3 separate regions of the Homo sapiens genome follow, and all the other regions are linked to region 3. The links are chromatin loops, found by intact Hi-C in ENCODE. Cell type or tissue: heart left ventricle. All regions are shown on one strand. Each heading gives the region's core, and the rest is flanking DNA. Links, peaks and the distances in the headings are about the cores only.

The links. Peaks named below come from ENCODE experiments on the same cell type or tissue, not always from the same donor. Only the 100,000 strongest peaks of a DNase experiment are listed, where the experiment ranks them.
Region 1: it touches region 3 in a loop (2.4-fold over the local background); 24 of 110 quality-filtered maps call a loop at or near these places.
Region 2: a loop joins it to region 3, with 4 times the contacts of the local background. A loop is called at or near these places in 7 of 110 quality-filtered maps.

The regions. Positions count from the first base shown.
Region 1 is chr4:148,052,671-148,060,166 of GRCh38, reverse strand. The region is part of intron 20 of ARHGAP10 (Rho GTPase activating protein 10); the gene reads right to left. Among named protein-coding and RNA genes, the nearest start is that of MIR4799, 270 kb to the right of the region's middle. RefSeq lists an enhancer at 4,045-7,496. In heart left ventricle, for the core only: CTCF peaks have their summits at 3,094 (motif pointing left) and 5,711 (motif pointing right); a DNase peak (open chromatin) is centred at 3,030; H3K27ac peaks cover 2,785 bases.
Region 2 is chr4:147,921,752-147,929,247 of GRCh38, reverse strand. All of the region lies in intron 13 of ARHGAP10 (Rho GTPase activating protein 10), which reads right to left. Among named protein-coding and RNA genes, the nearest start is that of MIR4799, 140 kb to the right of the region's middle. In heart left ventricle, for the core only: a CTCF peak has its summit at 3,937; a DNase peak (open chromatin) is centred at 1,288; H3K27ac peaks cover 667 bases.
Region 3 is chr4:148,439,539-148,447,034 of GRCh38, reverse strand. It overlaps NR3C2 (nuclear receptor subfamily 3 group C member 2), which reads left to right and starts at 4,621. Exons shown (of 9, transcript NM_000901.5): 1 at 4,621-4,875. RefSeq lists silencers at 1,288-1,427, 2,188-2,237, 4,424-4,713 and an enhancer at 2,398-2,487. In heart left ventricle, for the core only: no CTCF peak of the experiment used is centred there; DNase peaks (open chromatin) are centred at 1,674, 2,064, 3,324, 4,394 and 3 weaker places; H3K4me3 peaks cover 5,000 bases; H3K27ac peaks cover 3,337 bases.

The DNA of each region.
Region 1 (7,496 bases), core at 885-5,884, 390 kb after region 3:
CTTTTATTTAAAACATTTTGAAGGAACACGAGGCATTTTGGAATGGCAGCCCATAAGCAAAGGACTAACAGCTTTTCCTCAACCTGGGTTCCAAGAGAGAACTGAGCCCTAAGGCATATCTGTCTCTCGTCTCTCTCTCGTCTCTCTCCCCTCTCTCTCTCCTCTCTCTCCCCTCTCTCTCTCTCTCTCTCTCAAAGAGTGGGCTTTACCCATCATAAAAGATCTGGGTTTTCTAAGCTCCAGGTTTCTCTCTTGAGGCATGTAGGTGTGACCTGGCCCAAGCTGCATTGCCTTGTAGGAACTGGAACTCAGGGAACTGGCACAAGAAAACACTGATACTGTCATTGCTGTGATTAATAGAGGCTGTTGGCTCTGACCGCGAGTCCCACGCCTTCTGCCAGCATCCCGGAAACGATGGTAGGCTAATTTGGTAGCTCGCAAGCAGGGTACGGTTTCAGACCCTTCACAGTTCTTGACAGTATCATCCTTGGGAGAACTAAAACACTCACCAGATCATTTTTTTTGTACTCTGTGGTTCAGGGGAGAGCCCCAGCTTTTTCCCAAAGAACATCTTTGGGAAAAAGATCAAAGGTGATTAGTGAAATAATAATTAAAAGCTCATTATGTGCTAGAACATAATGAAATTTTTGAGAGTCCTTTCCTACCATTTCCCAAATTTAAACATTTAAAAAATCTATTTATTGCCTTTTTTTCTTGTTGTCCCTTTAACTACGGATTTTTGATTAGTAAGACTGGCATGAGCACAAACCACCAATTCTGTTTAATGCCAAGCTACTGACCAAGTACAAAAAAGTACCTAAGTGCCACAAGTTTCCTGAAAGCCAAGTTGCAGTTTGCGAAAATGGAGGAAGAAGTCAACTGTTCCTAAAAAGCTCAGAAACCACGTTTACCAAGACAGAAGAAATATACAGAACTGCTAATATCTGTTCGCTATCTTCCCAACTTAACACACTACACTGCAAAAGGCATCTCCTAAAACAGGATTCTTCTCTATCTTCAGCACGGAAGGCCAACATCACCGTCCTTCTTTCTCAAAGAAAGGGGACAAATAGAAACAAGAGTGTTTCACTAAAAGCACATGAAGATTTCAAATTGCTAACTTGGAAACACGTTCCTGAAAATGCACAGACTGAAAGTCTACCTGACTGTTCCTGACGCCACGGAGGCATTTCCTGTGTTTAGGTGGGGTGGGTGGAAGAGCTGGGAAGACAGTAAGCAGGGAAAGAATATGCATTTGTGTAAAGGATGAGGAAACTCTCTTCTTTAAAAAGAGTCAACACTCTTGCTTGGAAACATGGGCCTGAATTTCGGGGAAAGACCTTGTAGCTTTCACGTGCAGCAGTGGGGCCAAACCCCAAAACATGAAATTATGACAGTGCTGTATATGTGGTTACTTTACAAAGTGTATTTTTAGAAAATGGAACAGATCAGCAGTCCATGCTGCTTCTGATTCAAACTGTGATCCAGTCGCCTCCAGTACCAGACTCTACGCTCCACGCATATTAAAAACATTCTGGCAGCGACAGATCACAAACATTTCAGAAAGGGGGAAGGGAGTAGGGGCCTTAACTGTTAAAACTCGACACCAGTTGCACCAATCACCAGAGAACTCCTGCATCTAACAAACATTTCTTGCATAATATACACAGGTCAGGCTTTGGGCAGCACTAGAGATACAAGCCCCTGATTCCAGCCTGTATAAGCACTGAATGCAATCTAAATTCAAAAGGGTAGAGCGAGGAGAATACGCATTAAGAAAAGAAATGAATGCTTATTTGAAGTGACTAAATCCCCCAAATACCAAGATATTTCACTACGGTTATACAATACGAGATCAAATCAGAAGTTTGCACTGCAATGAAAGATTCTAAACTCTCATTTGCCAGGTCTCTGAGCAGAAGCTAACACATTAGTGAAATGATCTTTCATGCCAGTCTGGGAAACATACAGCATAAGTCTAGAACAGCTGTCCTGGGCAAGAGTGTTTGAAAATGTTAATAAAGACAGAAGGAAATATTGTAGATCTGTATATTATGGGAAAATCTCTGTTCAAATAAATGCCAGTTATTCCTTAAGTGCCAGGAGAGGGAGAACTCCACACGCAAGCACATTGTTTGGCTCCCCACGAGCACACCGAGGGACAACAGCAGTGCAGAGAAACAAAGGCCTGTGACATGCAAGTCGCCATAACCCACGGCGTTGGGGGAGAAGGACTTTGCTGCCCATCAGGAAGGTTCGGAGTAGACCCACTGGCTCATCATTTACAGTCTGAGGACTTCCTGTCAGGCCTTGTGCTAGTCCCTGGGGACACCCAGGAAACCGTGACACCACCTGCTCTGCAGCCAAGTGAGTGGAGAATGCCCAATTAATAACCATAATACAGGCACTGAGAGCCATGTAGCGATCTGCCCAAGGTCCCTCAGAGGAAGAGTGGAGGAAGCACCTAATAACCATGGGGATAGCCAGGAGGGCTTCCTGGAGGAGGCAGCATCTGTGCGGAGCTAATGCTGAAGCTGATGCTACCATAGTCAACATCGTCATCACCTCCCCACACCCAGGCTCATGTGAGGCACAACTGTGCAATCTAGCCCTGTGCTAGATGCAACAGGCAGGCACTAGTACACTTATTCCCAACCACCCTATTATTCCACATGACATATGAGAAGACCATCTCAGAAAGGTGAAAGCAACTTACTCAAGGTCATGTTTCTAGTAAACCCTGTTTTGACAAGACAGCACAGATCTCAGACCCTCAAGTCCTTTTCAGTGACTAGAATGGAATATGGAAAGAATGGTGAGAGATGCAAGTACCGGGATATTCAGGAGGCACAATCATAACCTAAAGGCAAAGAGGGGCCATTGAAGGATTGTACGCATGCAAATTACAAATGCCTAAGACTCTGCCACTCTGCAGAGAGACCTGGGTGCCAGAGCTGGCACTATCATTGTTGGCTGAGTGCCAGCTTGCAGTTTCTTCCTCCCCTAGGCTTGTTCCTCTTTTTGTCAATAGCTAGAGGCTATGCTGAGAAGGAAGCGAATGACTTACGAGTGCCCCCCAGAGGTTGGCCCACAGTTGCCATCATTAGCCTGCACTTAGTGTCATCCACAACTGAAACTTGGCTGAGCAACCTAAACTCCCTCAGCTAACGTGAAGAGAGTCATGACTCATCGGCTGGGTCACTGTGGGTTTAAATGAGATGATAGGCGTAAAGCCCTGAAGCATAGCAAGCAGTCAATAAATGAAGCCCTCACTACTATTACATATTTCTAGGTCAGATCTTACCTCTGATTTCTAGGGTTATATCATCACTAACCATTTAATTTACCAAAAGACAGCAAATCAGCTATGCAAAGGGAAAAAAGTATGACTATATTAAGTAGATGTCATCATTTAAAAAATCTAAAGTTGCTTATAGAAACATGGCATCCTGGATTTGAGCTTGAAACAGAGAAAGAACATTATTGGAAAGACTGGTGAAGTCCATATGAAGTCTGTGGTTTAGTTAACAGTACTGTATCAACACTAATTTCATTATTTTTAACAAAGGTACCACAGTTCTGTAAGATGCTAAGAGCCGGAGGTGGGGTGGGGGCGGGAAGTGAAGAGGGGAAGTGAAGGGTCTACGGAAGCTCTGTAGTATCTTTGTAACTTTTCTGCATACCTTAAACTATTCCAAAATAAAAATTTATTTTAAATGATACATTATAAAAAGAACAACCCCACATAGGTTTTTCAGTCACTGAAACACTAAAAGCCTTCTGAAATTATAAATAAACATTTGAGGGCATCCAAAACCCATAGGGAAAATGTCTGGTTGGTTTAATGACAAGAAGAGATGTGTGAAGCTTACACTGAAAATCACCTGGCACTCTCCATCTACCACCACAGTGGTTAACTGCACTTCCTAAAGCTGGGTTTTAAGAAAGGTGGGCCCTTCCAAACAGACCTGTTTTGATTACTGATTAGCTCAAGATCAGTAAACTTATTCTGTAAAGGGCCAGAGAGTAAATACTTCAAGCTTGGCAGGCCTTCTGCAACTACTCAATTCTGCTATCACTGTCAGTGAAAAAGCAGCCACAGACAAAACGTAAACAACTAAGTGTAGCTGTGTTCCAATAAAACTTTATAAAGACAGGTGGCAGTGGGCCACGGTTTGCTCACCCCTGGATTAAACAGACCAGATAAGAAGCCTGGAAGGGACGTGGGGTTTGGGGGAGATGAAGACAATTCGGATGGAGAATCCCCTCCATCTTCACTGGTTTTGTGGTGCGGGGCTCCCCTGTTCGTGCCTGGGGCTGACCCACACATACCCAGTGCTTTCCTGCAGCAGAGGCCTTCTTCAACTGTATAAGATCATCTCTCAAGCAGCAGGGAGCCAGCCAATACATGAAGCCAGCACGTAAAAGCAGTAACTTGTTCACCTTTGAGAACAAATATCTTTATTTTGTTGCTTCCCTGAGACGGAGTCTTGCTCTGTCACTCAGGCTGGAGTGCAGTGGCGCAATCTTGGCTCATTGCAACCTCCGCCTTCCAGGTTCAAGCAATTCTCGTGCTTCGCCTCCCGAGTAGCTGGGATTACAGGTGCATACCACCATGCCAGGCTAATTTTTGTATTTTCAGTAGAGACAGGGTTTCACCATGTTGGCCAGGCTGCTCTCGAACTCCTGACCTCAAGTGATCTGCCTGCCTCAGTCTCCCAAAGTGCTGGGATTACAGGCGTATGCCACCGCGCCCAGCTGAGAACAAATATCTTTTGCAGGAGGTAGGCGGTCAGGGAGAGGAGGAAGGGCACTGCAGGAAATCCCTCAAGCCCCATGAAGGAAGGCCTGCCATGTTTAACACTCAGTCCTCAGCCTGTGCGATCCTGAGGCTCCTACATGGATTTCCTCCTTTAACAAGAAAGGACATCACCATCTAATCATCTGACAAAGTTCACTCCCAAAGTCCACTCTCTTAGAGCAAAAGTTCTTGGTTTTGCTGTAAGAGAACAGGCGCAGAATTACATCTCTGACTGCTCTTCCACTCAAAGAGTTCTCCTTGAATCCTACCTTCCTTCCAGATGATCAGTGTGGAATCAGGTAAGAGGGCTGAACTTTAGCTTGCTAGTTGAACAGAAAAGGAACTGTAACTTCATTTCAGAAAATTAGGGGGCATTCGAGGTCTGAAGGTTACTGTCCTGCAGTCACTGACAGGAATGTTTCGACCAGCTGCCACCCAATGTGAAGGCTGAACATCTTCAACAGGGCCAAGCACAGCTCTAAAGGGACACAGATACTCCGCTCAGAAAAATCCACCAATCACTTACAAAGAGATTTATGGGTTACTTGTTGTAATGGGTGAGCTACCTGGGTATACGGCTCAGAATAAGTTATAAATGTGGTTGGGTCTCAGTAGGTTCCCCATGCTTTGATCATGTGATAGCCAAGGGTCTATTCTCAGAGGCTCTGACAAAGCAGATCCCCAAAGCAAGAGGCTAGGAGAGAAGCCCCAGCTGAGTCCTCCGGGAATAAATACAGTAACTGCTAAAAACAACACAACTTCAGGTCAACATCTAGAGCTTCTCCAAGGCTAGAAAGGTTCTCTCTCTGAGCTAGTCAGTGAGGAGATTATGTAACTGATGAACCAGGAAGTTGGGGTCAAGTTAAACTAAGAATATTAAACTACATTCTCAGAGGAAAGGAAAATCCCAGCAGGTGGCTGCCTCGAGCTCTCAGGGGAGCAGTGATTGGGTTTTATTACATGTGGTATCTGGAAACCTCACCCCGGCCCAGAGGGGCAGATGTTATTATTCCCCTTTTACAGATAATCTTGCTAAGCCTTGGTTTGCTTAAATCCCTGGTTTGCTTAAATCACTTATATAAAAGATCTTCAAGGTTGTAAGAAAAAGAACGTGGATGCAAGGCCAGGCCTGTTTGAAATCAGTGACTTACCAATGTAAACGGTCTCGAACTTACGGAGAGAGCCCATGAGGTCCTTACTTTATTTAGATATTGAGACACAGCCAATTTATGAATAGCAAATAATAAATTACAACAATGGCATCAAGTAAGAAAATCTTTAACAACAAAAACCAGTTAAACTAAAAACCAAAAATGACTGATGCAAGACTTAATTGTTTTTAAGTCTTAAGCAGTGGAAAAGCTACTACAAAATTCAGACATGTCTTTATTTTGGGAAGTCATCTTTTCATGGTAGGGCTTTAAAGTTACATGGACTATCAACATTCTGACTTAAAAATAAAACCTCCAAATTTCAGCACCTGCAGCTACAGCACAGCAAAGGAAGGCACGAATTAGGCCACACGCAAGTGCCAAGTACACAACGCAGATACCAAAAATACCCCAGCAAGCCACAATGGATGTGTATCGAAGCATGTAAGGGGCCAGGCAGTCGGCATAGCATAATTTCTATACAAAGCTGGAGAGAAGAAATTCAAGGAAACACACAGGACAAAAGTTGTACCCCCAGACTGAATGTGAATAGACAATGTGATGGTAGATGGCCAAGTATACAGGCCCTGAGAATCACTTCCAGAGCGTTTCTGAAGCTGAAGGGAGACAACCGAATATCATATTACTCATAAAAAGATTATGGATGCTGCCTGGTTGCATAGATCAAATTTCCAAGTCTCTCAAGCTCTGCTGTGGGGGAGAAGGCCCTCCCGCCCGCATCTCAGCCAAGGTGTTAGATGATAAATGCGCAGCAACCAGATTCAAGTGTTTATTCCCCATAGATAATTATAAACCACAGCCACATGACTTAATGTAAGGTCAGTGCTCCCTCTTCAAACCAAGGGCACTGACCAGTTGACAGCCATGGCTGTTTCACTGGGTTTCAGAATCGGGGCAGGGTGGAGAATACCTGCAATTCAAGCAATGTCCCCATATGCAACTGCACAATTTCAATTTCTACAGTAAAACAAGTCACTGGGCAGACACATGAGGGGTCAAACTCACCTGTCCTTTACTGCTTGTGTGGCTTGGGCCAATTTTCCTATGTCCTTTGCGCCTTCCAATCTTTTTAAAAATGAAGATATATCTACCGCACTGGGTTGATGCAAGCATTAAGATGAAACGTCATCTACAAAATAGCTGAAACAAAGTCTGGTGGCCCATAATACTAAATGCTCCATGGTCTCTCAGCCTGGAAGTGCCAAGAGGGTATCTAATACTTTTTCTGCAGCCTCAACCACCAGCCTCTGCTAAAGCCAAAGGTTCTACTCCCTCAAATCCCCAGACCCCCAAGAGGTAGGGGAAGGAGCTAACCTCTGTGCAGAATTTAACAGGCTGCTGTGGGCTCACAGCAAGGCAGCATGTTCCTCCTGTTCATTTGGCCCCTGTTCTTCCTTAGATTTGAGCTCCCTTAGACCTCCACTATCTAAGTGACCCTGCTGTTTACTTAGGTATGGTAACAGGTACTGGCTGCCAATTCATTCTTCACAGTACCCAGAATCAGAGACCACATCCTTCCACAA
Region 2 (7,496 bases), core at 885-5,884, 520 kb after region 3:
AGTGCATTAAATACTGCCAAGCAGCAGGGTAAGGGATAATTCCTAAGCATTGAGGCAGCAGATAAAGTAGAGCTGTACAAAGATGAGATTCAACATAATACTGAATAACATTTTAAACTTTCTGGACCTTGGTACCTCCATTTAAATAAAAAACAAACATATCTTGGAAATACAAATGTGTTAAGGTTACAAAATATAAATTATTACAAGTTAAGGTTACTGACATCCTGAAAACTTCCAACTCTGCCACCTTCTAGCTATGTGACCTAGCAAGTTATTCAGCCTCTCTGTGCTCAGCTTCTTCATCTGAAAATGGGGTTAATGATGGGAACTGGGTTGCTGTGAACATTAAAGGAGATAATGTTTACAAAGCAAGTGCATGAGCTTCACACATACCAAGCAATCATTACAAGCTTTAATTGTAGTATAAAACTCAAAATTAATTTCAAAATAGCCAGGCACGATACATATAAATGTCCTAACCAAGGCCTTTAATCTATAAGCCCATTTTCATAAAATAAAGCACATGCTGGGAAGAGAGTCAAAATTTATTTAACGAGAATGACTCATGGAAAATATACAATTCCTGCTCACCAATAACATTTGTAAGTTCTTCCCCGGATGATAATTATTTGAACAGCAGATAGAAAAACATTACAGACAGCTATTATTTGCCACCAACTAATCTGTTTTTCCCTTTCCTATATAAGTCTTGCTTTCACTGGCATGTTCGCCTTCTCCTACTCTTTGTGTAAACGCATTTCTGTATTGTGATGATTAGCCTCCCCACCAGCAGGCACTTTCAGGAAAGGTCTTAGGATCTCATTCCCACAGTCTTCCCACTCCCAAACAAACCAGAGACTCAACACAGAAACCAGACAGTTTGGCACGTAAGGGTGGCTGTGCCCACTGGGGTTGTCTGTCACATCCACTCACTACTGTCCCATCCCAGGAGAAAAGTGAGAAATATTTTAAAAAGTGCAAAGCAAATACTCACTTCTGGGTCTAAACCCGTATTTTTGGAAGTACTGACAATTTTAGGCTTCTAAAGATACACCTAAGACTTGATGCTAAGTCTCATCCTCCCGAATCCAAGTCTCAAATACGAAAGGTAGAAAGTTTACTAGCTGTAACCTCTGTATTATGGTCAAAATGGACTGTATACTACAGGTGGCTGGCCTCGTTTTCAGTTTCTAGGCAACACAAGAGAAAGCATTTTAGCTTCAGACCAGATGCCCTAGACTTGTTGCTATTCTTTCTACCCAAGCTACTGGCAAAGTGCCGAGACAGGGCCTAGAGGAAAGCGACGGAGTAACAGGGAGTTTCCGATTTCATTAGTAACCTTTGGGGCCCCACACTCTCCCAGAGGTCTCCCGATCCCAGTATCTAATACAGGCACTGGCTGTGACTCACTCAATGTGCCCTTCAGTTTTTCCTCACAGCATGAACCTTGGCAAAAGGAGTATCTCACAGCCTCTGCGCCTTCCCTTAGGATCAAGCTCCCCTATCACCAATAAGTTGCACTGTCCACCAACTCTTCCTCTCACCCTGTTTCTGCTGCCATAGGATAAGTCTGGCTTAGAGTCGGGAGACTAGGCTCCAAACCCCAGCTTTGCCTAGTTGTGTGACCTGTGACAGGTTTATCCTACCTTGTTCTGGCCTCTGATACCACATGTGCAACTGAGCCTATTAATATATATCTGCTCAGCTACCGAGTTTTATGGAGACTGTGTGAGAGAGTGTGATATACTCCAAAAACATAAAATGCAATACGTTAAAATTTTTAATATATTGTCATATGCAGATTCTGTATTGACATCTTGCCTGCTATGAAGAGACCTCACGAGGTGTTGCAGCAATCCTCAGCAAAGACAGTGCATCTCTCTTGGGCCAAGGATGCACCTTCAGAATCCATGAAGCAGTTGTTATGGAAAAAAGGCAGGTCTAACTTTAGAATGGCTTAATCCTGAATCTAGATGAACACTTTCAGTGGGTGATACTTAAATCTTCCCTCCCAACTTCCCTTTCCTACAGTACTCTCAAACTTTTAAACTTTGTTATTTAACAGCTTGTCTTCTGTTTTTCTTTCCTTCATCTCTCCAACATCCTCAAAAAAAGGTCAGACTATAGTGTCTCCATCTCCTCATGCTCACTGTGGTTAAGAGCGTGGGTATTTAAAACACAGTCTTGGAAGCAAGTTGTAGTATACTGCTCTCTACCTCTGAGACTTAGACAAATCAAATCACGTTTCTTCACTTCAGGGGCTCATGCGAATGGGGATAATACCACCTGTCTCACATGGTTCTTATGAGAAAATAACACCTAAGAAAAAAACAAGTACAACCTCGCTATTATCTAGTTTGACTTTCCAGCCACTAAACCCAATGGTTGTTTCTTGTTCCTCCACCAACCTGACCTTTCTAGAGTATTTGGCACAGCTGACTTCTTCCTTCTTGGAATCTCCCCTCTTATGGATTCCCTTACAACCATCCTTCTTCCTTCGCCTCCTATCCCTCTGTCTTATGTCTCCATTATTCTTCTTCCTCTCATCATCAAAATAGAAGCATTCACAAAGATTCTGTCCTTTTCTCCACTATCATCTTGACTTAGACACTCAAAACCTTACCTCTTTAAAAATAATTCCTGCCATCTCTCCTCTTGCTTTCATTCTATTTCTTATAACATGCCACTTGCATTCAGAATATCTAAAACCAGTCTCTATCCCTCCCAAACCTACTGCTCATCTTGCATTCTGCCTTGGCTAAAGGTCTCATCCACCTGGTCTGGGAGGCTTAGAGTTCGTTTTCACTTTCCTCTCTCCCTGACTTCCAATATCCAGCAGGTCATCAAATTCTGTTTGTCTGCGAAGTCTCTCTTCCTATCCATCCCTTCTTTCCACTGCAAATATTCTAGTTTAAACCTCCATCATTTCTTATCTGAATTACTCCCCAAATTCAAGCAACCGCCCTGCCTTCCATCTTACCCCCATTCTATTCCCACCAATTCTATTCTCTGTCAAAGATCTCAAGACACACTCCCATCCAAATCTGTCAATAGCTCACCACAGCCTACAGAAAGAGTTAAGGCAGACAATGCAGCACAGCACCTGGGATCTGCCACCCTCTGGATACAACTGCTCACAAACATCTCCCCACATCATACCACCCACTCACCACTACCAACACCACCCCAGCATGGTGGAAGCACCCTCTGTTCCAATATCTACCCTCTGGAGCAAAGAGCAGGGTTGCTTGCAGCCTTAGCAAATAGAGATGGTGTCTCCTAGAGCAAAAGGCTTCCTTGCTGGCCATTATAAAAGATCTGAGTTTTCTGCATTCAGAGTTTTTCCTCCTATAACACAACCAACTGTATCATCCATAAGTATCACCTGGCCATCTTTGCAGTGCCCTGAGGAATCAGGGCTCAGGGAATGAGCACAAAATGCACTGCTCTAGCTACTGACAGTAATAAACTGTCCTGTGTCAAAGATCCAGGAGTCTTGTGTCTTCTACTAGTATCCGTGGAACTATGCAGGATAACTGGTTAACATGAAAGTAGAGTAAAATCTCTGTCTTGAATTTAGATTGAAGCTCATCTTTAAGAACAGGAACCATATTTCTAGTATTTTTTCCTCTAATACCTTCCCTGTAAGAAATACCCCAAAATTACAACTAAAATCCATCTAACATGTGTGTGCCCAGGCATAGGTAAGTATTAAAGTAAGCTGGAAAGGATGGGACAGCTAAATAAATTTTCAAGCTCATCACTCATGTAGCTCAGGTTTAAGTACTAGCAAAATTTTACTACAATAAATCAAAAAGAGACTCAAACTCAAGGCAAAAGTGGGCCGTTGCTTTTTGCAAGATTCCTTTTCATTCCTCTGCTGCAGAGATGGGAAACATCAGAAAAGGCCTAATGTTGTGTCTCGCTGCTGCCCTCTGCCTCTCCACCTCAGAGCAGCTGTAGCAGCAGGTACTAAATCCCAGGAGGAAGAATGCCTGCTTTTGGTTTTCAGGGTGTTTTGTGGTGTTTGTTTGGCTTCTGAGGAAAAGCTTGAGATAATCTGAAAACCGTGGTGTTCTTCCTGAGCCTCTGGCTATTTTACTGCTCAGGATATCTTAATGCTCAAATGTCCACAAATCACTGAAGAGGAAGAGGTTAAAAGCCAAACCAGTTAATTTTGCTGTTTGTTCTAAGAGCCATATAAAATTAACAGATAAAGTGAATTTGGGTGATTTATTTCCCAATGTAAATTGCTATTTTAAAAAAAAAAAAATAGAAAGTTCTTCAATCTCCTAGAGCCTTAAATCAATAATGAGACTACTTAATTATAATTGGCCTCAATGACTGGATTTATCTCTAAATAAGCAACTCACACTTACTGGCTATTCAACAGGTGCCAATGTCCTAAGCATTCTCTTTTAGTTCTCACAACAACCCCATGAAGGAGATCTGATCCTTATCCCTTTTCACAGATGATAAAGACACAGAGAGGTTACAGGCAGAGTTAATAAGGAGTAAAACTGAGATTACAATCAAGATAGTCTTTTGGGCTAATGTTCTTCACCACTATGCTAACAGTGTACCATAAAATGTCACAGACCTCATCAGAATGTAATGCAAAAACAAAGCCTAGCATGCCTACTCTGTAGCAAGACAGTTCCACCAAGTTTCTTCTGTTCTAAAAACACCTTCAGCACTACTTGAAAATATACCATTGTCATTTTCTGACAACTACCCAACCTCCAACCCCAAATACACCCAGAAGCAAGATGATTTATTGTAAGGATAGAATAAAGTCCTATTAATTTTCTTCATTTCTATTCTGTGGATGCGTTAAAGAGGAGGAAAACGTATAAAACCATAGGTAACAAAGAGAAAAGAAGGTTTAATTCATGGGCTGAAAAAAAACAGTCACTGGACAACAGGAAAGTAGTAACAGTCCTAAACCAAACCCTAAACCACATGGACGAGGGGTAAAGGCAAGGACTCGGGGTTCGCCGTCTCAGAGGAAGGATGTGCCCCTATTAATTTAATGTGACCATTCATTTGGAAACAAATAGTTTCTCAGAGTTTCCTTAAAACAAATAAGATTACTAATTGTGAAAATGAATATTCAGTCCTGATGTGCCTGGATTTATTATTTCAATTTTGCATTTGCATTTCTGCAGACACCACAAGACTCTTCAACTCCCTCCCACAGAAGACTGTCCTCTATTTCCACCCACGCTCACCTCACACCCATTTTGATTAAAACAGAGACAGAGAGAAACTCTAGTTTACTTGCTGTAAATTTTCTGAGGACAGCTGTTCTTTATTTTCTTCATTGCCCTTGGCAATTTAAAATTAATGCGCAATTGGTAAAATATGTTTCAGGTTCACTCTGGACATCTTCCTTTCCATACCCCTGAAGATTAATACTGAAATTATACATTGTAATCTTCTACCAGAGCCCATCTTGAGAACCCCATACAATTCTAAAGTGCTCTGGAGGCAAAGCAATCTTCAAGCGGTAAGGTTTTCCAAAAATCTAAAACTTTGCTTTGCAAAGGAAGATAAATTTGCTTTTACATGCAACAAATGAAAGATTGTCAAATCTTGTATGTGGCTTCCTACTTCTATCCCATGAATTCACAGCTTGTTACAATGCTGAATTTGATAACTGACAGCTTGCCTAGATCGACATTTTAATGCCATACTCTAGAAAATTAAAGTGAATATTCAAATTATCCACATATGGAAGATTTTTTAAGAGAAACTTCATAAACAAAAGTGGCATCCAAATTTAGTTTTAAATGGTAATGACTATTTTAAAAATAGCAACTAAAAGATGTTTTTAAGCAAAAGAGTGTTACTTTGTTTTTGCATATCATACAGTACATGCACCTAGGTGTCATGCAGGCCCAGAAAGAGACAATGCACTGCTCATGGGGGGCGGCTCATTTGTACTTACTCAAAGAAATGATGTAATTACACTCCAATCTCTGAAACTATAAGACTCTTTCACACATAACATGATGTACTTTTCTACGTCTAATATATTACCCACAGTTCAGAAAGATGCTGACATAAATTCATAAAGGAATGAAAAACAATCCTACATGTTATGTGAAAGTACCAATTCCAACCACATATAAATTCTTCCAATAACTTTAGAAATTGTTGAGACACACAATATTACCAATATGGAATTTTAGTCAAATCTGAATACTGAAGCAAAAAGCAAATGCTTACTGAGTGCTTACTATGTGTGCAAGGCATGCCTGTATTTAGAAATGAGAAGAGGCAAGCAAAGGATAAATAAGACATTTTCTCTGAGTAAACAGTAAAGTTCCAGAAACAAAGTAAACATAGGAAATATAACTTAAAATACCAGGCAATATAACTGCCAAATGAGGCACATGCACATTTCAAGATTAAAACAAATCAGGAGAAGGATGAAGAAGGAAATGAAGATAGGCATTTAATGAATATCTACTATGTGCAAAGACTCACTCTTTAATCCTCACAAAGCTGGGTGGGAGGTAGTATGAATAAAATTTTTTTTTTTTTTTTTTTTTGAGACGGAGTCTCGCTCTGTCGCCCAGGCTGGAGTGCAGTGGCGGGATCTCGGCTCACTGCAAGCTCCGCCTCCCGGGTTCACGCCATTCTCCTGCCTCAGCCTCCCAAGTAGCTAGGACTACAGGCGCCCGCCACTACGCCCGGCTATTTTTTGTAGTTTTAGTAGAGACGGGGTTTCACCGTTTTAGCCGGGATGGTCTCGATCTCCTGACCTCGTGATCCGCCCGCCTCGGCCTCCCAAAGTGCTGGGATTACAGGCGTGAGCCACCGCGCCCGGCCAACTTTTTTTTTTTTTTAAAGGAACTAAGGGTCTGAGAGGTTAAGAATCCTTCCAAATGCTTATCTTATTGCACCACTTTGGAACTTAACCCTGATAGGTCCTTATCACTCAAAGGCAAGGCAACCCTTCAGCAGAGTAATCTGAGTGCCTGCCTCCCTCCCTCCCTTCACTCTCCATTCCTACCACTCCTCCTAACTTGCCTGATGGCCCTCGGGTCCCAAATGTATCACACTGTTTCCATCATCTACCCTTTGACCCTCGTTCACCCCTCTGCCAAAATTCCTTCCTTCTGACACCCCACATCCTTGCAAACCTGGACAATTCCTCTTGCCCTGCAGAACTCAGCTCAAGAGTGAGAGATGTCGGAGGTGCAGGAGGTGCAGGAGGGGCAGGGGAGAAGGCCAAGCCCATTATCTTTTTCCAGAGATGTGGGCAGAGCAGATGACTCCATCATGAGAGAGCTACAAATCATGGTGGCTGCACAGTAATGTTAGTAATGTTGGTTTTCAGCAAGACCAAGACAGTGGAGGAAAGGTGGTGTAAAGCTACTTGAGAATAAGGGGAATGTTTTCCCACATAGGAATAAACGACTACAGGGGCACCAGAAGCCAGATGTCACACAGAGACGGCAGGTGGGAGGGACTGGAGGTAAAAC
Region 3 (7,496 bases), core at 1,564-6,563:
AAGATGAAAATTTGAGAACAGTTTGTGTGTGTGTGTGTATGTGTGTGTGTGTGTGTGTATGTATAAAATGGACAAAAGAAACACAGGAAGAAACCTTATAAATTTCTAAAATGTTGCAGTTATAATAACCCCACTGTACACCCTAATTTGATCAAATTGTCCTTAATTGAAATCATTGATTAAAATAGTGGTGGGAGTACCTAGCTTAAGAATTGTTATAGAAAATCATTTTGTAAAGGAGGAAACAATAATCAATGCCCAATTTGTAAGTTTTGGAAACAATTTACATTATATAGGTTACCTTAAGTGGGGGGGTTCTTTTTATCCAACATTGTGTTATGAAAAATTTCAAACACACAAAAAAGCTGAAGGAACTTTACAGTGAACACCTGTATACTTAGCACTTATATTCTACTATTAATATTGCATTATCAACATGTTTTATCACATATCTATCCATCCTTCTGTCCATTTTATCAATCCACCAATGTTGCTGCATTTTATTTTTGATGCACGCACTTCCAAATTAGTTTGCAGACATCAGTACACTTCCAAATGGTTCTTTTTAAAACTCACTGAATGTTATTTTTCAAAATATCTGATACGTAAATATTTTCTTGATCACCATCTTAAGATATACCTTAAGAATGCAGTAAATATGAACCTAGAAGCCTTTCCTACAAATAAGAAAAGCCAAAAGGTTGTTTTACTAGAGGCCAAATTGTTACCTTGAGCCAGCTAAGAACCGAGTCGTGCCAAAACTGTGTAGGTGATGGAGGCAATGGGAAGCTCGCTGTCAGGACAGTGGGAATGTGGAAGGAGAAAGGCAGTGATTGTTTTAACAGGGCACCTCGGTGTTTAACACGGGTCTATGTGGGAAGGGATTAGCAACTTTCACAGCTATTTAGGAATAAAACGGGAAAGAACCCAAAGAAGGGCGGGGGTGGAAGGGGGCAATAGAGCCTGCAGAAAAAGGAGTGTTAAGCCAGAAAAGGGGTGTGTGTGTGGTCAGTTGGTGGGGTTTAACTGAGTCAAAAGGGACCACAGCAGGGGAGCCGGTTAACTGGTAGTGACACTCACACTTCTCCCCCCTCCCAAACCCCCAATCTTCCATCTAAGGGTGTGTGTAACGGTGCGGGGGAAGAGTCTGGGGCAGAAGCGTACCTCGCACACGCGCGTGAACACGCGCGCACACACATGCACACGCATACATATCTCCTGACGTGGTGATCTCCGTGGCCGGGGTGGGGGCGTGGGACTCCGGGGAGGCTCCGCAGAGGGGCAGCGGGCGCGGGAGAATCCCGGGATCCGGGTTCACCCATCCATCCTCTGTCCCCTGCCGCGTGCCCGCGCGCCGCCGGCCGCCCGCCTGCCGGGCCCAGTCGCCCCCCTTTCACTTTCGCGTCTGCGTAGGTGTCTGCCCGAGCGGGCACGAGGGCGCGGGGGCGCGCCAGGAGACGCGGGGGCGCGCGGCGCGCCGCGAGCGGAGGAGGAGGGGTCCCGGCTCTCGGCCCCTTCCTCGGCTTGCCCCGCCGAGCCGCCTCCGCGGGCGTCTGAGCCGCCGTCAGAGCGAGGGGACCGGTCGCGACCGCAGCGCCCCAGCCAGCTCCCCGCACGCCTCCGCGCACAGACGCCCGCTCCCTCCTCGGCGCCCCCCCACGGCGGGGGTGGGGCAGAGGCGCGGCGAGCCCGAGAGGGGCGGGGAGAGGAGCAGCCTGGCGGGGTGGGCAGCCGAGGAGCAGGAAAAGAAAACTTTTCCCTCCCGCCCCCCGCGCGAGGTCCCCAGCCCTCGCCTCCCCCCGCAGGTGGGAACTGCACCTGAAGCCGGGCGCGAGGTCAGGGCCGGACTTTGGAGGGCTGCGGGCAGGGCTGAAGGGGGTGCGTGCATTTGGGCTCAGTTTTCCTTTGGCCTCCAGGTTGTCAGTGGCCGTAGTGGGAGGGCGGCTGCCGGCGCCCCTGCCCGTTTCCCACCCGCGGGTGGCCGGACGCGGTGCCGCCTCCTCCCGCTCGTGAGGGCGTGACCCGGGGAGGGGGGCGCAGGCTCCCCCTGCGACCGCCCCCTCACACACGCGCTCGGCCGCCGGAGCTGTCACCGGCCACCCAGGGCCCGGGGAGGGGGCGCGGAGAGTGGCGCTGCGGAGCGGCGGGCGCGGGATCCTCCTGCCGGACTTCCCGGCTCCCAGGGACGCCGCTGTCAACGCCGAGCGGACGCGCAGCCCCGGGAGAGGGGCCCGCCAGAGGCCCGGCCGCCGCCGCTGGGGGCGGGCGGGTGCCCGCGTCCCCCTCTGCGCGATTTGGCGCCGCTGCCTCGCCGCCTCTTGTAGGGTAACAGCACTATTGCTCTACCCACCGTCAGCAGGGCGACTGCCACTGCCGGGATTATCATCCTCTCCATCCTCACCGCCGATCAGCCAATATTGGACTTGCTGGTGGCGGCGGCAGCAGCGGCGGCGGGAGTCTAGCCGTTCCCCTTCCCCCGCCCCAGCCTCCCCACCATGTCCTAGAAAAGGTGAGTGCAGCGACAGTCACTTTGCGCTGACAGCGGCGAGAGGGGGTCCGGAGAGCGCAGGGGCGGCCCCGGGCAAGGCAGGTTGCGCGCCCAGGGCAGAGGGCGCGGGTTGGCGAGCGGAGGTGGGATGCGGGCAGGAGACGAGTTGCCCGCTGGCGGCCCTGGGGCAAGGGTGCTGGGTGGCGGGCGAGTGATCGCGGCGGCTGCCCCTGCACGGTTCTAACCTAGATTTTGCAAGAAGCTGAGATCCAGGGCAAGACCGGCCCTCCTCAAAGGAGATAAAAACTTAGTAAAAGAGACACGTCCATTCCTTTAATAATGAATAATTCGGCAACGCTTGCGGAGCCGCCGCCGCCTCGCGTGCCCAGGCTCTAGGTCCGGGACTCCCCTTGCTCCCGCCCGCCGCCCGCGCTCTGCCGACGTGAGATCGATGCCCAGTTCGCTGGGCCGGGAGAGTGCGCGTGACGGTGGGCCCCGCGGGAAAGTTGGGACGCTCGGCGGGGACTCCTGGCTGCGGGGACGCCGGGGGCAGCTCCAAGCTGGGGACCGAGGGGCATTAGAGTCTGGGGTCAGGACCAGCTCGCGGCGCTGCCGCTGTCGCCCCTATCTCCAGGGAGTTCCTGACTGGAGCGGCTGAGAGTTCAAGTCTCAGCCCTGGGTTAGGGGTCCGGAATCCCGGAGCTTAACTAACTGTTAAGGAGAGGAGGGGCCTTTGGGCACAGGGTGTCCCCCGGTCCCCCGCCTCGGGCTTTGGCGGGCGCGAAGCGAGGGTGAGGCGGGAGGCCGCACAGCTGCCGCCGCCGGGCTGCGGGTCGCCGAGGGCCGGGGGACCAGATTTAGGTGTATACGTCACTGATGCTGACTCCGGGCCAGCGGGGAGCCTAAAACGGGGCCTTACATGAGAAGCCTAAAAGTCCTTAGAAATCAAAGTTAGGAACCCCATCCTTTTGCTTAGTAACTGCAGCATTTGGGTGGGCGGGAGGAGAATCGAGGAGGGGGCGGTTGGAGGGAAACCGAAATTTCTTCATGCAGACAACCGATCCTTAGAAAACAGTTTGGTTCCTTCCCCCCTCCTGTCTGTTTCTCCCACTTATGTGACCCACCCCCTCCACCCATTATAACGTGAATATCCTCGATGGTAAGCTTGCTTTCAAATTGAACTAGTGGAAAAATCCAATACTAAAGTAGTAAGTACAGTGACAAAATTATAAGGAAGTAGAGGAGCAGCTCTTGACCCTGCCACTTCTTTCATTTATCTTTCTCTCTCTCTCTTTTTTTTTTTTTTTTTTTTTTTTTTTTTTTTGGTGTTAGGGGTCTAAGGGATGGGAGGAAAGCTGTGTTTAAAGGGTTTTTCCAGCACGGTTAAAACAACTAAATTCAAATCGAGTGAACGTGATCGTCTTGCTCGCTGGCAGCGAAGGCTGCTGCTGCTCTGCTGAGAGGTAACTCTGGAGACAGTGGAAAGGGGCTGGGAGAGGAACCTCGAGGGTCGGGTGAAGCCCACCCAGAGTCCTCCCCGCGCGCGGACGCTGTTGGGCGGCGCCAGGGTCTGGGCTGCAGCTCACCTGGAGCTGCAGGTGGAGAGCGTGAGGGGACGACACTTTGCTCGCGGAAAAACCGACTTCTTCCGCGTCAGCACACTTTTCACATCTCTCCAGATATCCTGGGGTCGGTCAGAAGGAGAGCAGGGTGGACGTAAGCAAGTTTGGGGCGGCCGAGCGATGGGGGTGGGGGCAGCGTGCGGAGGCCGCCTGATGTAGCCACCGCCCGGCACCCCAAGCTCCCGCCGCGGCTGCGGCTTTAAGGAAGCTGCCGAGTCCAGGCTGTGTCGCAGCAACTTTGTATCAGTCATGTCGCCCGCCTGGTGACTGACAGCCTGGATTGTCCAATAAGAAGCCCGCCTGACCCGTGCGGCGTGGAGCCTTGCTTCTCTTCGGGCCAATAGGAAGGGTTCAGGGGGGCGGGATAGCAACCTGAACTTTATCTGGACATGTGACCCGCTTTTAAAAGGGCCAGCCCTCCAGCTGGCCCACTCCCCCTCCGGGCTTTCGCCCGCCCTCTCTCCCTCCCTTTTTTGCCCGCCCTGGCCCTGCCCCTGCCCCTGCCCCCTCCTCTCAGCCCCTCCGCGCCCGGGGTGTCATTGGGCCCGGGAGACGGGAGCCAACTTCAGGCTGCTCAGAGGAAGCCCGTGCAGTCAGTCACCTGGGTGCAAGAGCGTTGCTGCCTCGGGCTCTCCCGCTGCAGGGAGAGCGGCACTCGCTGGCCTGGATGTGGTTGGATTTAGGGGGGCTCCGCAGCAGGGGTTTCGTGGCGGTGGCAAGCGCTGCAACAGGTAGACGGCGAGAGACGGACCCCGGCCGAGGCAGGTGTGTAGGGGCGCGCGGCGGGGCACCGCTTGCCGTGCTCGGCGTGCGGCCGCGGCGCGGGAGCGTGCACTTTGCAGGGAGAAGTGGCTGCGTAATCCGGAGGCACAGTCAGTATGGTGCTGTGTGCTTGTTGTTTTGTTTTGGTTTTCCACTTTTCTCCCCCTTTGGCCGCCAGAGGACTATTTTGGGAAAGTTTGGCCACTTTGGATAAATGCCCTCTAACTAGCAGCTTTTAACTGCCTTTGGCAGTGGGAGGTCTACCACCCTTCCCTTTACCCAAAGATGAATTTCGGATCATTTTCCCTGTACAATTTTTAAAGGACGTTTGAATAATATTTCTTTCCTTTATCAATTGCGGACGCTCCCAAATCTCAGCCGGAGGTGTAGCGCATAAGGGCAGTTGAAGGAGATATAGATCCTAATAGATCCTGTATAAAAGGGGCTCTGGAAATTCGTGCATTTCCCGTTCGCTAGCATTCGCGAAACTCTTGAGACAGGCTACGCTTCCTATGGCATCAGTTGGAATTTTAAGGGCAAGGGAGAAGGGGACGAAGCTTCTTTTGGTGGCATCCTTACTCTGCTACTGAATTTTAGGTGCGTGGCTTTGCCTACTCAATTTAAAAAGACCAGGTTTAAATAATAATGGTTTATGGCACCATCAGTTTTAATTATTTATTATGACATAGGAGTTAGGAAAACTTTTGATAGCAGACGAGCTTTTGAAACCGCCGAATTTTAAAGGCACCAAATTGCTTCCTAACATTTTGTATTGCCATTTCTCTAGGTGCTGTTATTGATGATATTTACATAGTAATGATAACAGCATTCTCCATCTGTGAAGTCCTGCTGTGAAGTTTAAATTTTATGTTTGACATCGTGGCAGCTATCATGGAAAAGCTTGAGAGGAGAAGTTTTAAAAAATAATTTAAAGTGGAGCTTTTTCCTTTAAGGGAGGCATAGTTTTGTTTGGCGATTTTTGGAAAGATCAGGTGGCTCGGTAAATTAGGTGAGTGAATAGAAATCAGGTGTGCTCAGTTCTAACTGGTTCTCCCGCTCTCTCAGGTGACCTTGGGCAGATTTCTATCATTTACCTCATCTATAAAAGAGAGGAACATAATAGTTATGTAGTGGGGAATGACAAAAAATAGTTACATATAGTGAACTTTTACAACTATGCAGTCTATAGATGATTGTGAGATTCTTAAGCTTTAGTCTTTAAAGTGCCATCTTATAGTCAAATAAATATAAAAAAGATGCCTTTTCTATCATTTCCATCATGATGAGATTGGGTTTTGGGGGTTACTAAAAGTGAAAGTGTTTCCAGATAAAATACAAATTCGCAAGGATCTTTGTTAATATTCCCGAAAAAAGTACTTCTTTATGGAAAAGGGCAATTTAACACAGACTGTAAAACGTAAAACTTTAAGGTTTTCCTTTGTGAAAACAGCATTTCTTTTGTGTTTGAGAGCATATGTATGGCTTAAAGTAGCACCTCCACCAGTGCTTTTCCTTTAGTGAATTTTTTTTTGTGTTTTGGGGCGAGGCCCATTTGCATGAAAATTAAAAGTTCATAATGTTTTTTGCATTTGTCCTAAGAGAATCTTTGGTATGGTTTCCATTGTGAGGCAGGCAAGCCTGATTTTTGTTAGTTAGATTTGTATACCTCTATCTGCTTCATTTTATACTTTAGTAACATAAACTTTTTCTTTATCCTCTAGATATTAAGTTCTATGAGGATCATATTCATCGACTAGTATTTTCAGTATTCACTAGTTAGTACAGGTTGACTGAAATTCTGCTCAAGCCATGGTCATTGTGCCAGTTGCAAAAAGATAACCTCTGCTTCCTGGATGACATAGTAAATAAATTCCTAACTGGACCCATTTGTTTACAGAAAAGACTAATTAAAATACTAGGGAGACTCAAAATATTTCAATAATGCTATTTGAAAAATATCTGATCTTAAAAAAATGTTTGTGTAGAAGCCGTGCAGATGCTAGATGTCTTGTATTCTTTTGTGTTTGACTATTGCCAATCTGTATTGTTTCCTTTGTTGAGAGGTGCATTAGGTTGGTAGATGAGAATACCTTAAACAAAGTAATTTAGATTTCAGCAAAGCCTTTTGCAAATTCCTTAATGAGACTCCTGTCAATAATGTGGTGAAACACAGCCTATTTTATGTTATTAAGGGAGTTCAAGGTTAGCCAAACAGGACTTGGAAAGTTGTGATCAGCTGTATGATGTTAGCTGGTAAGGTGCTACCTTGTCCAGGGCTTTAAGACTGTCTTTGGTACCCATCATCTCCAGTATAGATTCTCTTCAGGTCTTCCGTAGCCTCACAAATGTGGGATATGGTTCTTGCTTTAGGGCAGAGTGCCGAAAAGTGCAGAATCTTAGTAGATGTTCTTTGAGAAAAAGGTGGAGTGGTCAAATTATTTGAGGAATGCTGGATTAAAAAGTAAACAGAATCTCCCAGAGGTTTTGATATGCAAATTTATATAGGGAAATTTCAAAAAAGCCAAGAGTGGACCGCCCTTCCCAAAAGACAATTTGGAGAATGGGTTTTGGAGAGGGGTCTGGGTGGGGGTCCCCTTCAGACACGGGACAGAGAGCCCTCTTGA